Linked DNA regions of Homo sapiens: region 2 is linked to region 1. The links are chromatin contacts, found by Hi-C or POLR2A ChIA-PET in ENCODE. All regions are on one chromosome and are shown on one strand. The core of a region is the stretch at or near the end of the contact, and the rest is flanking DNA. Distances in the headings are between cores, read along the strand shown.

Region 1 (7,005 bases), core at 1,496-3,995:
TAAAATGACATATGCTTGACACCATCACTCGTACTCCATAGTTCAACAGTGTAGAGCAATCACTATCCAATGTTATCTCTGTAAACCAGGGAGGATTCCTGTCAAACAACTTTGTATCAGCCCACTTCCTTGTTCCTTTTGCCTTTGAAAACCTGCTTGTAACAAAGGCCAAACAGAGCACTCCCCAAGGCAACTTGGAAGTGTGTCCTGGGCAGCTGTCCTCCACCTTGGCTCAGATATTAGGTCGACAAGACCACGGCTGTCTTTCGGTGTGAGGCATATGGCTTCTTCTCACTCCCACTCTAACCTGGAGCTGCAATCCCTGCTGAAAGAATTGCCCTCTAAAGGCCTAAGGATCTCAGCAACAGGGAAGTGGGAGGAATCTTCATGCCAGAGATAAAGAGCTGGTCCATGGGCATGTGTGGGAAGCACTGGGGTAGGGCGAAGAAATCTATCTCCTGGGAGGTGTTATCACTACATAAATCCCAGATTTGATCAGGCAATGTAGCCATCTCACTATTTCAGGCTGCAGCTGCTAAGACAGGTGTGAAGTGGGCAGACAAACAGGAAGAAGGTCCCAGGTGGAGAACCTGCATTTGGCTTCTGTACCCCAATTCCAGTAATTAACAAAGCAAAAACCTGCCACACTGTGAATGATGGCCCTTCCCAACCAGAATCCTGTTTCTGACAAGTGGTGAAGACACTCTAAAATGCACCGAGTGTATGACAAGGACAATCTTCTGGATATTCCCATTTAAACAGGGATGGGCCGGATGCAGTAGCTCATGCCTGTAATCCCAACACTTTGGGAGGCTGAGGCAGGAGGACTGCTTGAGGCCAGGAGTTCAAGACCAGCCTGGGCAACATGGTGAGACCCCTTGTCTCTATAAAAAACACAAAAATTAGCCAGGTGTGGTGGCGCGCACCTGTGGTCCCAGCTACTCGGGAGGCTGAGGCAGGAGGATTGCTTGAACACAGGGGTAGAGGCTGCCATGTTCGTGCCACTGCACTCCAGCCTGGGTGACAGAGCATGACCCTGTCTCAAAAAACAATAAATAAAATAAAACAGGGATGAACTGGAGAAACTGTGAAGGTATAGGTGCTGTCTTGCTTAGGGGTGGGGATGATTTACGGAAGGCTAACACAAGGGCCTTGGTTAGTCTAAAGATAATCACGGCAACTAGGTGGTGGTACCAGGAACTAGTCCACCAAATCCCAACCTGCAGCCAAAAAGTCTCAACTCTCACCTATAAAGGGATCCTTCTAAATTCTCTAGATGTATGGAAATCTTTGACAGGTCTTCTGAAGCCTAGAGTCATCGTATAAACATAGATAAATAGTGTAGATATTGCATAGCTATAGATTGATATGTACATATACCATATACATTAGATATATGCTATATATTTACACTTCTTGGCCTTTCGGCTTTATTATCTATCTCCACAAAGTAGGACAAGACAAGCTTGTTTCCCATTTAAGTTTTTCTATCTGTACTGTTTTGCAAATCCACCAGAGAGTTGCAGGACACTCCTGCTACAGAAAGATTTCTGCCAGGCAGGCTCAGAGACCTGCTCTGTTACTGTTCTATTTAATAACACAAACACACAAATGGGGGCCTTTCTTCCCCATGACTTTCATGGCATGGCTGGGGGCAGAGCTGGGAGGTTTTCACGGCCCATATATCCTCAAACTGCTCCATTTCCCCCCGATCTCAGTTGCCACCCCACTAACTCCGGGGTGATCAGCTCCATACCACAATCATCTCCTGGTGATAGAGTTCCATGGATTTTAAAAGCTGTAAGAAAAACTGAGACAGATTCAGAAGAGATTCTAGTAACCCCAAACCAGCAATTACAAATATTTTTTAAGTATTTATATATACACATTTTTTTTTGAGACAGAGTCTCACTGTTGCCCAGGCTGGAGGGCAGTGGCACCATCTCGGCTCACTGCAACCTCCAACTCCCAGGTTCAAACCAATCTCCTGCCTCAGCCTCCGAGTAGCTGGGATTACAGGCACCTGCCACCACACTTGGCTGATTTTTGTAGTTTTAGTAGAGATGGGGTTTCACCATCTTGGCCAGGCTAGTTTTGAACTCCTGACCTCGTGATCCACCCACCTCAGCCTCCCATAGTGCTGGAATTACAGGCGTGAGCCACTGTGCCTGGCCTAATTTTTGTATTTTTAGTTAGAGACGGGGTTTCACTATGTTGGCCAGGCTGGTCTCGAACTTCTGACCTCAGGTGATCTGCCCGCCTTGGCCTCCCAAAGTGCTGGGATTAAAGGAGTGAGCCACCACACCCAGCCACAAGTTTTAGATACTTAAAATACTTTTAAGTATCTAAAATTAGCACCTCTCTTTAAACCTTTTACTCACCCTTTCCTGACCCTTTCCTTGTATCCCCCATTCCCTTTCGATTTCTTCACCATCCCTATTTGCCTCCTTTTCCTCACTATCTACCCACCAAGTCCTGCTCTGCTCCCATCCCACTTAAGATTTTCGTGTCTATTCTGTATCACCCTTAATGATCCACTGAGGCTGTGAGCTTCCTGTTTACCCACAAGCGTTCAGCGGATCCAGCCATCCTACCAAGGGTTAAAGATGCTGTAGTCCTACTGTGCTGCCTCCGACCCAGTTCCTTCCAAAACAAAGCAGGATGACAAGGTGACTCCACGAGAACTGCGTTTGACCTCTGTGTGGGTTTTCTGTTTCCAAGGCCACAGCAGGGTACTCTGAAAACTCTAAACCAGAAGGAAAGGAGACCTAGCCTTCAGAACTCTGTGTGTATGTGCTTACAGGCAAAAAAAAAAAAAAAAAAAAAAAAAGGAACCAATGAGGTTGTCAGAAGGGGATACTCTGCTGTAACTGGTGTTTACCACGACCCACCGGGTGCTGAGGAGGAAGTGGTTGCTATAACCCCAAGGGGGAAACGCTCGCTTGAAACAGGAAAATAGAACTCTTACAACTTTCCATTAGCAGCGTTCAAGAAGCCGGCCACACTGGGAAACACTTGCACAAGCACTCCCCAGAGTCCTGAGACGAGTGTCAAGACAGTCCAATCACGAAGCACAGATCAGGACACAGATACAGGTCCATGTTTTTTCCAGAACGTCTCAGCACTGGAAAAACTCTCATGATCACTTCCCTTACCTCCAGCAGGCTGAACTTGCAAGGAGCTGTGGGGAGGAGGAAGGAAGGGGAAAATGGCAGGATGACATATTGGAAAGAACGCTGGGCCCAGTGAGGGTCAGAAGACCTGGGCTTTAGTCCCAGTTCTGCGATTTACTAGTGGTGGAACTTTGGGCAAATTACCCAACCTTCCTGCTTCTCGATTTCTACTTCCTCTATAAAACAGGGATATTGTTTACTGCTCTGCTCACATCCTTGGGCTGCTGTGAGAATCCTATGGAATCCTTCATAGGATGAAACTCGTATGTGCTACGCAAATGCTTGTTATCAATGTAAGATTCGAGTCTGCATAAAGCCTTCTTGAGTCCCAGCCTCTTGCTCCTCAAACGCATCCTCTCGGCTACACTTCCACCTGTGCACTTCCTCAACCCACCTTACTTGTAATTCTGCCCACACTTCTGTAGAATTTCTGTAGAAGATCCCATAGTCTGGTCAGAGGAGTATAAGCAAGTCTAAATAACCAAAGTGGGGGGATCTCAACCAAATCATTTGACTCTGGGCTCTGTGCTCCCACATTCTCTCCTCTCCAGAGGTGAAGACTTCATCCTCAATGGCTAATTTGCCTGCTTGGAGGCTCAGATTGGCCCGTGTTCTGAGTCATATTTTCCATTTAGTAAAATGAACATCTGGCTGCTGTATGATGCCTTTTGTGTACCATCACCTAAGCCACAATTACCTGCAAGGTAATTCATACCACTACAGCACGGTGCAAAAACAGGGTTGGTTTGGGATGGTGAAAGTCAGCCATCTTAGTGTCAATCTTGCATGCAAATTCTAATGAAGAAAAGCCACTACCAGCAGGTCCACACACACTCACAAAGAACTCATAAATTATTTTAATCCAAGCGTTCAAAGGGATCCTGGGTCCCAGGAACCATCCTGCTGTTTCATCTCAGTGAGAGGCAAGATGGTTAAGGAAAAACAGCTCTAGTTTCCTCCATCCCCCCAATTCCCCTACCGGTGTGACCTTGACTAGGCCACCCAACCTTCTAAAAACCTTGGCTTCCTCATCTGCAAAATAGGGATAATAACAAGACATGCCCTTCCCGGCTCCCAGGGTTATTATGGCAACCAAGTGAGAAAACAGATGTGAAAGTGCTTTGCAAACCACAAAACACCGTCCAAGTGTGAGGTATTGTTATCTAGCAAAAGTGCCTTGAGAATAACACAGAAATCTGGAAGTATTTTAATTCGTTAATGGACTTATACCACACCTTGACTTAAAAAGGACGTAGGGTAACTGCCTGGAGGAATTCTGAAATAATTTCTAAATAAGTTTATCCAAGCAAGTTGCCAAAACAATCCACTGAATTGGGTAGTAGGCTTTTGGATAATAGGAAAACTGCAGATCGCTGTTCTTTATTCTTATTTCACCTTTTGAGCTCTAAAAAGAACTGGAAGGACCATATTGTGTTGTCTTTTACGCAAGAACTAAACAGTCTCTTTGTACCCTCCACACCCTCCCTATTCTCACTTCCATCCCCTGAGCACCTGGGAAGCAGCTCCTTCTCCAAACCTGCAAACCCTCCTCCCAGAGCCCAGGCTAGCTTGGAAGCCTGGAGCAATTTGAAACGCCGTCCTAAGATCTTGAGGCCAAAGGCATCCCCATCATCCTTCCAAGAGGGTGTTACCCCCAGGGACAGCAGGAGTTTCCAGAACACACAAAGACTTATTCTGCTCACAAGGATATTTACCGAATCAGCCCACAAGAATTTGCCAGGATCAGGGCAGAAGAACAGAGCTGGGACAGCCTTCTGATTCACTGCCTGGCAGATTCACCCTTCTCTATTATTAGCAACCCAGGCACGATGCCACCAGGGCTGGGGAGAGACCTTGGTGTCAGGGTAGAGAAGGCAGGAAGAGGTGTGTGTGCAGAGGGGGAAGTACACAGAGCTGCCTGAGGTTTCCTCCAGAGAGAGACAGCAGAGGGGTGGGTTAAAGCCTTCTCCCCTTCCTCCTTAGTTCTCTAACCTCCTGTGAATCTCAGACAAGCCCAGCCCCAGGATCAGAAGCCCTGGAACCCACATCCACCCTGAATATTGCTGGAGGTACTCCCTCTTCCCCTTAAGGGCCCAGCTCAGAGCTGCACAGCACTGCTTCTGCCGGATACCACTGGACTCTGGGCTGTGCCAGAGGCTGCAAGATGGAGAAGCAAAGAGAAACTGACGGGAAAGGTGGAGAATTTCTCTTCCCATGGCAAAAATGCAACTTACTGCAGCCCTAATGCACATGTGTTCCCTCCTCATAACAATGACTACCACTGAAAGAGCACCCATTACATACATCACAGGGCGTTCGCCTCCTGTTATAGGCAGGAAAACAACCATGTGGAGGCTCAGCAGGCTGCCCTGGAGAACGTGGCTAATGCTGATTGAGAGGGACAGGACTGAAGGAGGAGACGAGGAGCTTCACCTTCATGCATCTTGTATTATTTCACTTGTACAGGTATTTCGCGTGCATTATTTAACGTGCTATATCAAGCTTGTACAGGCATTACTTGAATACATTGAAAACCATGAAACGAAGGAATTAAAAAAAAGAAAGACATGTTGCCAGTCAATAGTAGAGTCTAGATTTGGATAGATTTGTCCAACTCCAGAATATACTCTCTGGCCACACCTCCACAATTTGTCCAAATACCAAACCAGGACATGGACGCTAACAAAGACTATTTTTCTAATGTTATTCATGTGAAGAATTTTACAAAATAACCAATAACCAAATAACATTTGGTTATTAAATATGATAAATGTGGCCTATGGAAAATAAAACGACACAAAATGAAAACTGGCTGCCATGCAAACTTAGGAGAGGGCAAAGGAGCCACAGTGACCCCAGACTTGCTTTCCCTAAAGGGGGAGGAAAATCAAATCCCCTGCAGATGGCTGCAGACCTCAAATAGAGTGCTGCCACTGAGGGCAGAGGCCGAGCCCCTGGAGCAGGCTGATTAGTCTAGTCTAGTGGTTAGGAACATGGTCTCTGGAGCCAGGCTGAGTGTGAATTCTGGCTCTGTTCTTCATAGCTGTGACTTCAGGCAAGCTTATCTGTGCCCCATTGGTTTCCTCACCTGTGAAATGAATTTGGGACACTGTGTAGATTAAAATGTAAAGTGTCTAGCACTAAACACTACCTAAGTGTTCATTATTATTATCATTATCAGTCCTGGCCAGAGAGAAAAAGGGAGAATTATCTATTCCAAAAGGAGCCAGGACTGGGATAAGGCTTTGGTGAGCTTTTTACGTGGTCTTGACAACGGTGTTCATGATAGGCTTATTCTAGGCCGCTCTCTGCTGTCAGGAAGGAGGTTTCCTGTGTGAAGAGAAGGCCTCCCAGGAAGTGACAATAGAGGTATCAATACTCCCAGCAAGAGAACCACAGGCCCAGAGTGGATGTCAGAAAGAGGGGCATCTCAGGGAGCACGCCTCTGCGGAGGGCTACTGATGAGGAAGAGACCACATGGTTGCCTAGAAGGCAGGCCTGCGGGGAAGCACTGACGCCAGCACTCAGGCTAGGGGAGTCCCTGGGGTCAACTTGTGCAGAGACTGGCGCTCATATCCCAAAGAACTGGGTGCCTCTCTAAGATAGAGCTCCCTGCCTCCCAGTATCTCTTCCTGCAGGTGTTTTGTTCCAATGGCTGACAGCGTCTATTCAGAATTCTTAAAAATGTCACTTTGTTTCCATCTGTAAAAAGGAATTAAAATGTACCAAAATTCCAAAGAAAATTGCCCCTTTTCAGATGTGGCTCCCTGTCTCCCCTCTTCCCTTTTCTGCTTTTGATCTTATTTAAAATCTCTGACCTAAAAGTGAACTC
Region 2 (7,235 bases), core at 3,873-6,372, 9.2 Mb after region 1:
TCCTGGCTTCGGAGACTGATAGACTTTTTATCCAAGTTTTACAGGGCAAATTCTATTGCTACAAATACTATATAATTTGATTTAGAAGATCTTCATTTAACATGTGATGGCCCATTTATTTCAAGCCATCTTTACTGAAACAAAACAATTAGGCTAATCCCTGCATATTACTAACTTACCAGTGTTAAATGAAATTTATAGGAGGTCACTGGTTTAGACTGAGTTCCTCCTGCACTAGGGACAACAGATCAAATCAAAATGGAGTCACTCATGCTGAAGTTCCACTTCACCAAGCCAAAACTAAGTTGTTTATCTGACCTTCCAAGCAATCAGGAGAGACAGAGTTAGTAGTCAAATCCCAAACAGGCCAGTTGATATGATATGATATGACTGACATAAGGAAGTCCCATCTGCTTTAACCCTAATAAGAAAAGTAACTTTAAATGACCAATTTGCTTTTTCTTTTCTGTTTCTGTTTTCCTCACCCCTTTTCAGTGTATACGGTAGTATCCCTTTATCCGCAGATTCATTTTCCAAGGTTTCAGTTACCTGAGGTCAACTGTGGTCTGAAAATATTAAATGGAAAATTCCAGAAATAATTCATAATTTCAAATTGCACCCTGTTCTGAGTAGCATGATGAAATCTCATCCTGCCCTATAGTGTATATAGGATTCAGTACTATCCACCATTTCAGGCTTCCACTGGGGATCTTAGAACATATCTCCCCAAGGCCGGGTGCGGTGGCTCATGCCTGTAATCCCAGCACTTTGGGAGGCCAAGATGGGCAGATCACTTGAGGTCAGCAGTTCGAGACCAGCCTGGGCAACACGGTGAAACCCCATGTCTACTAAAATTACAAAAATTAGCCGGGCATGGTGGCAGGCATCTGTAGTCCCAGCTACTCAGGAGGCTGAGGCAGGAGAATCGCTTGAACCTAGGAGCCGGAGTTTGCAGTAAGCTGAGATCACCCCACTGCACTCTGGCCTGGGCAACACAGCAAGTCTCCATCTCAAAACAAACAAACACACACACACACACACACACACACACACACACACACACACCCCTTCAAGATAAAGTGAGACTACCATAAAACCAACCACTTCTGCTCGGCTCATGAGAACACTTGTTCTATTTTATAAAATGAGGTGTTGCCTGATTCTACAATGGCAAAGGTGAAGTAAGATCTTTAAGCTAAATTTGTTGTAATTTTGTCTTTTGACATTACAAAGTATTAAAAATGAGTCATTTCCTTTGTAATTTTGCAAATGGCCAAGTAAAGCCACACTTGATAACATTTTAGGGCTTAAAAAAAATCTTGAACTTGGCCCAGCACGGTGGCTCACGCCTGTAATCCAGGCACAGTTGGGGGCCGAGGAGGGCAGATGATGAGGTCAGGAGATTGAGATCATCCAGGCTAACACAGTGAAACCCCATCTCTGCTAAAAACACAAAAAATCAGCCGGGTGTGGTGGCACACACCTGTAGTCCCAGCTACTCTGGAGGCTGAGGCAGGAGAATTGGCTGAACCTGGGAGGTGGAGGTTGCAGTGAACCAAGATCTCGCCTCTACACTCCAGCCTGGGTGACAGAGCGAGACTCTGTCTCCACGGAAATCTTTAGTAAAAGGCGAAAGATTTATACAATTTGAAGAGAAACCAGAGAATGACTCTGTCTAAAAAAAAAAAAAATGTTGAACTTAAGCCGGCAACCAGATAATTCAGGAAAAGATTAATCAGATGAAGGTGTTCAAGTTAAATACAGCAACAGACCAAAAAGGTACTCTGAAATTCCAGACTATATGGCTCTCTCTACAACCGAAGCTAACAAACACACTATGTGAGTGCAATCAAACAAAAATAAAACTACAATTGGGAAAAGAATGACTAGGTTGGTCCAAAAGAATTAAGAAGAAAATAATCATGAAATCAAAGCTGGCAGTTTATGGGTGAAATTTTTAACCCCCTGGTATAGTCAAGGTAACGTAAAAAGTGTCTTCAAAACAAAGTCACTTGTGTTTACTACTAATAATCTCAGCTTTGACAAAAATTCTTTGCTTGGCCAAACTTACTCAGGCTTTTGAATTTTCTGTGAGGCCCATCTGTGCACTTCCTTGTAAAATCCAGTATTAGCAAAGAACCCTGCTAAGTCTGTTTAGCATAACATCCTGGATATCTAATCATCCTAAATATCTGATCAGGTTCCTCATCCTCCACCATTCCCCAGGTAATGTCTGATCGCCCTGGCCTGTCTTCAGCAAGAATCCCGTTAGGTCGGCTTAGCCAGAATCCCCCTTATCCCTGATGTTTCCTTTTAGCAATTTTCCATCCACGATCCCCACACTGCTGCTTGGCTATAAATTCCCATTTTCTCATGCTGTATTCGGAGTTGAGCCCAGTCTCCCTCCCCTACTGCAGGGCCCCACTGCAGAGGTCTCTATACCTATTGAGATGGTTCTGAATAAAGCCTTACTTACCATTCTTAAACAAGTATCATTGAATATTTTTTTCTTTAAAAACGTGAATGTCTAATTTTATTGTCTTCTAACCAACTCCCACCCTTCTCCCCACCAAACCTACTCCTCTCGTAAACCTAATCTCAGTAAACAAGTACCCCATCTTTCTACTTGTTCGGAACTAAATTTTGGTGTCTTTTACATCTCTACCCTCAATTTATCCTGAAATCAATGACCTCTCACCACCTCCACCAATTCCACTCTGGTCCAAGCTACATTATCTCTGGCCTGGATTAGGGCAACAGTTCCGGATTGGTATCCCAGCTTCTGCTCCTGCTCAACCCTTCCCCTACAACAAAGTCTATTCTCCATCCAGCGCCCAGAATGATCATTTTTAAAAGGCAAGCCTGGGGCCGAGCGCAGTGGCTCACGCCTACAATCGCAGAATGTTGACACGCCAAGGTGGATGGATCGCTTGAGCCCAGGAGTTTGAGACCAGCCTGGGCAACAATGGCGAAACCCCATCTTTACAAAAAATTAGCCAAGCATGGTGGGTGATGTGTGCCTGAAGTCCCAATTACTTCAGAGGCTGAGGTGAGAGGATCACCTGAGCCTGGGAAGTCGAGGCTGCAGTAGGTTGTGATCATGCCACTGCACTCCAGCCTGGGAGACAAAGTGAGATCCTGACTCAAAACTAAAAATAAAAGGTAAGGTTCTTTACTCAAAGAGTGGACTCCCCTTTCCACTGAGAGTAGAAACTCAAGTCCTTAAAAGGGCCTACAAGGCCTTATACAGTCTAATCTCCCACCACACTCACCTCTTTGACTTTATTTCTACTCCTCTTTGCTTTTTCCACCACAGCCAAATCAGCCTCTCTGCTGTCCTCAAACAAGCCCAGCACACAGGGCTTCTGCAAGCCCTTCTGCCTTCCTCTCTGCTAGCACATCCTTCCCTCAGAGAGGTACATGGATTACCCCTCACTTACTTCTGGTCTTGGCTCAAATGATATCTTTTCTAGGAAGCTTTCCCTGGCTGCCTCTAGTTAAAATTGCAAACCTCTCCCGGTTCCCTGCCCTCCCTCTTCCCTGCCCTCCCTCTTCCGTGCTTTTTCTCTGTAGTACTTAACACCATCTGACACAGCACATATTTTATTTGTTTATTATCTGAGGTCCCCACTAGAATATAAGCTCCATGAAGGAGCAGATATTTATGTTTTCTTAGAAAAGTATCTGACACGCAGTAGGTGCTCAATAAATATTTACTAAATACATATATATAATTATATAGTTTGTGAAGTATTTTTATGCAAATTACAGCAATTCATTTTTCCTTATGCCCTCTCTTCTTCAAATTCTCCAATCTTTGTAGTAACAATATGGATGACAGCAAAGAGCTATCAGAAAAAGAGTTGTTGGCCACTTAACAAAGCTCTTTAAAACAGATACCCCATATTAATCAACTACATCTATAAATTGAAAGCTTAAAGTCAACATCTTTATTAGCATAGATGAATCTAGGCGTGGAATTTTAAAATAATAGCGCAGAAGAGCCAAGAATCATCAGGAAGAAAAGTCTAATTCAGTTTGTCCTATCAATCTGTTAAACAAACAATAGGAAAATGCAACCTGCATTTGATCTTCAAGGAAACACTGGCCCAAATTCAACACGAACGCATTCAACACAAGATTCGACTCCCTTAAAATTTTCTATCTGCTTAAAACAAACCCCATTAACTATCAAGTGCCGTCGCTGGGTGTGTATGGTCTGCCGAGCGGATCGGGGATGTTTTGCTATGTTTTGTTTAACCAGATAAGAATTAGCGTTAAGGAAACGTTTCTTAAAGCCTCTGTATCCCCTGGACCATTAAACAACCCCTTCGTTGGGCTTTACACTGTGGTACCGGGGTCTTCTCGGGTAATTTCCCAGCTTATTTAACTCATCAGAAGCGAAGGGGCATCTCAGTCAGGCTCCAGTGATACCGGAGACAGACGGCAGATGTCTCAGGGGATCCCCTGGAAAGAGAGGCTCTCGCCCAGTCAAAGGGTGTCACGGACAGGAGGAAAGAGCGGACCGAGGCGCACGGTGTAGGTGACAGGTGGGCGAGCGCCGCAGGGCAACAGCGCGGGGAGTGACCGGCTGGGTGGTGGCGCGGAAACCGTCAACTCCCATCGTCAACCTGACAGCTTGGGCCCAGCTGGGCTGAGTAGTGCAGCGGCACAGGATCAAAAAATAAAATAAAGGTAGCAACACACCGCCGTCAGCCTGCTCGACCTCGCCCCCCGCGCGCTGCGAAATAAAGTTAGTGCCCAGTGGCCGCTGCAATGGCCCAGAGGGGCCCAGCCGAGCTCCCGCCCGCGGCCCGGCGGCTGTCAAAGGCGGCCCGGCGCCGCGAGAAGTCCCAGAGCCCAGAAGCCAGAGAGGACGCCCCGAGCTGGCGCGTCAGGCCGAGTGCCCTCGCGCCCTCGCGCCCTCAGCCCGGCGGTCCCGGCCCTCAACCCAGGCTGACAGCCACCAGCCCCAAACCGCCTCCCCTCCAGGCCACGCAGAGGGGCCGGGACCCGGAACCTTCTGCCGGCAGCGTCGGCGCCCGGCGGCCGCCTTTACCTGGTTTGTGGCAGCTGCGGCCGCCGCGCACTCCCCCTCTCCCGGAGAACCCCGAGCCGACGCCGCTGCCGCCGCCGCCGCGCACTCCCCACCCCCGCCCGCCCAGGTAACCCAGGAAACCGAGAACACCACCCCCTCCCTCCCCTCGTCCGGACCCAGACCCGCTCGTCTGCGCGTGCGCCCTTGGCTCCGCCTCGCGCGTGTAAGCCCCGCCTCCTCTGGGAGGGCAGCGCCGGCGTCGCAGGCGTGACGCGTGGAACTGCCGAGCCAATAGGGAAGGCAGGGGGGCGGGCCGACCCGCGGGGCTGCAGCCGGGGCCCGGTCTGGGTTTCTCAGCGGTCGGGGGTCGTACCCTGGGTCCGCACCTCCTCCCAGGGCTCTGCGTAGTGGGCTGCGTCAGACCCTGGGGAGTGCGAGCACCGTTTGAGAAGCACCAAACACAAGCGCATCGTCCGCCTCTTCCATTCAACACAGACTGTCAACCTGTCCCATTGTGTAGGTCTAGAGGATGAAGATAGAAGAAATAACGGGAAGGAGTCAGGAGAGGGAGAAAGGGTTACCCACAAGGCACCCCTAGCCTTCCTCTGGGACCTGGAAAAAGCCATATTGTAATGGTTACCGTCGGCTTCTTTCAAGAAACAAAAAGAGCTTTGCAAAGCCACTGCAGAAGTAATTCAGTGCAGTGGTGTATTTTCCAACCGACTCCTGTTCAAACACGGTTTGTATACAGTGCGCACTGTCAGTGTCATATGCCCTAATAGACCAGTCCCTCCAGAGGGTGGGAGCTGTAGGTAAAATCCAGGATGTTTTGGCTGCATCCCCGGCTCTGGGCCCAGCACGCTGCTGGCAGACTGCTGCGGTAGGCAGTTTGGCATTTCAAGGGCCACCCTCCTCACCTCCTAGTCACTGAGACAGCAACGCCAGAGGTACTGGGAAAAAGCCTGAACTGTAATCGTTCGGTAGTTTTCAAGTTCTGCCAAACAATACAAACTATTAATAAGCAGATAATCTACAAATTGACAGGAATTGCTGTAGAATCAACAACTCCCATAATTTTTTGCACAGGAATTATGAAATAGAAATAATTCAGGATATTATGTCCCAAGCCTATATACCAAATGTTACTCCCAATTCCTCAAACTCCCATCTAACCCAATGACAAGCAAAGTGCGTTAAGTTGCCCACTGATGTGGTTTAGAGGGTGCTCTTGGGGAAAATTCCCCACTTTAAAATATGTCTTCTCTGACGTCTGATGTTTAACCATTAGCAGTTCATATCTTTAGGCGAAGATTGCCCACTTCCTCTGGCAGGTAGTCTTTTATTTTTATTTTTTATCTTTTTTTTTTTGAGACAGATTCTCGCTCTGTCGCCCAGGCTGGAGGGCAGTGGCCGGATATCGGCTCACTGAACCCTAACAAGTGCAGGAAATAAATGTCTCAGGGAACTTATCACTCATTTAAGCAGTATATAATGAGCACCTACAATGCGCTAAGTATTGTGCTAGGTGCATGGGCCTGAACTGAAACAAAAAGAGGAAGCCAAACTTAACCTGTTTCGTCATTTTACCTAAAGCTGTGTCTACTCTTATTTATACATCAACTTTCACCCACTAATCTTAAAAACACCCCCCTTTTTTAATGGACAAAAGAAGTCAAAGAAATATTAAGTAACAAGCCAGTTTCTGTTAACCTTGAGTAGAAAATAATAGATTATCATGATTTCATTAAAGCAAAGAAAATGAGACAGACTTTAGATGATAATGGTATACAATTGGCCCTCAAAGTATTATTTGTTTGTAAAAGGCACAAAGTAATGCCATTTGTGACTATTATTTTTTTCGGTACCAGTGTTTTTTATTTTATTTTATTTTCAAGATGCAGCTTCACTCTTTTTCCCTGACTGGAGTGCAGTGGCACAGTCTCGGCTCACTGCAACCTCCGCCTCCCGGGTTCAAGTGATTCTCCTGCCTCAGCCTCCCAAGTAGCTGGGATTACAGGAATGTGCTACCATGCCCGGCTAATTTTGTATTTTTAGTAGAGACAGAGTTTCATCATGTTGGTCAGGCTGGTCTCGAACTCCTGACCTCAGGTGATCCACCCACCTCTACCTCCCAAAGTGCTGGGATTACAGGCATGAGACACCGCTCCTGGCCTCGGTTCCAGTATTTTAACTAAGC

The links. Hi-C counts contacts between places; a loop is a spot of excess contacts on that map. ChIA-PET counts read pairs that join two places held with the same protein, here RNA polymerase II (POLR2A). Pooled maps may share reads with other maps.
Region 2: a map of natural killer cell shows a loop between it and region 1 (29-fold over the local background). The contact joins the promoter of LYST here to the promoter of ITPKB-IT1 in region 1. A Hi-C loop is called at or near these places in 1 of 168 maps with a recorded cell type or tissue (natural killer cell) and 2 of 50 pooled maps. POLR2A ChIA-PET finds 5 or more read pairs at or near these places in 1 of 52 experiments (activated CD4-positive, alpha-beta T cell).

The regions. Positions count from the first base shown.
Region 1 is chr1:226,672,323-226,679,327 of GRCh38, forward strand. ITPKB-IT1 (ITPKB intronic transcript 1) reads right to left here and starts at 2,746. Exons shown (of 2, transcript NR_103784.1): 1 at 2,595-2,746. All of the region lies in intron 2 of ITPKB (inositol-trisphosphate 3-kinase B), which reads right to left. RefSeq lists a silencer at 3,728-3,877.
Region 2 is chr1:235,861,784-235,869,018 of GRCh38, forward strand. LYST (lysosomal trafficking regulator) reads right to left here and starts at 5,123. Exons shown (of 53, transcript NM_000081.4): 1 at 5,060-5,123. It also overlaps the pseudogene RNU5E-2P. RefSeq lists enhancers at 4,181-4,230, 4,601-4,700 and silencers at 4,821-5,240, 5,291-5,590.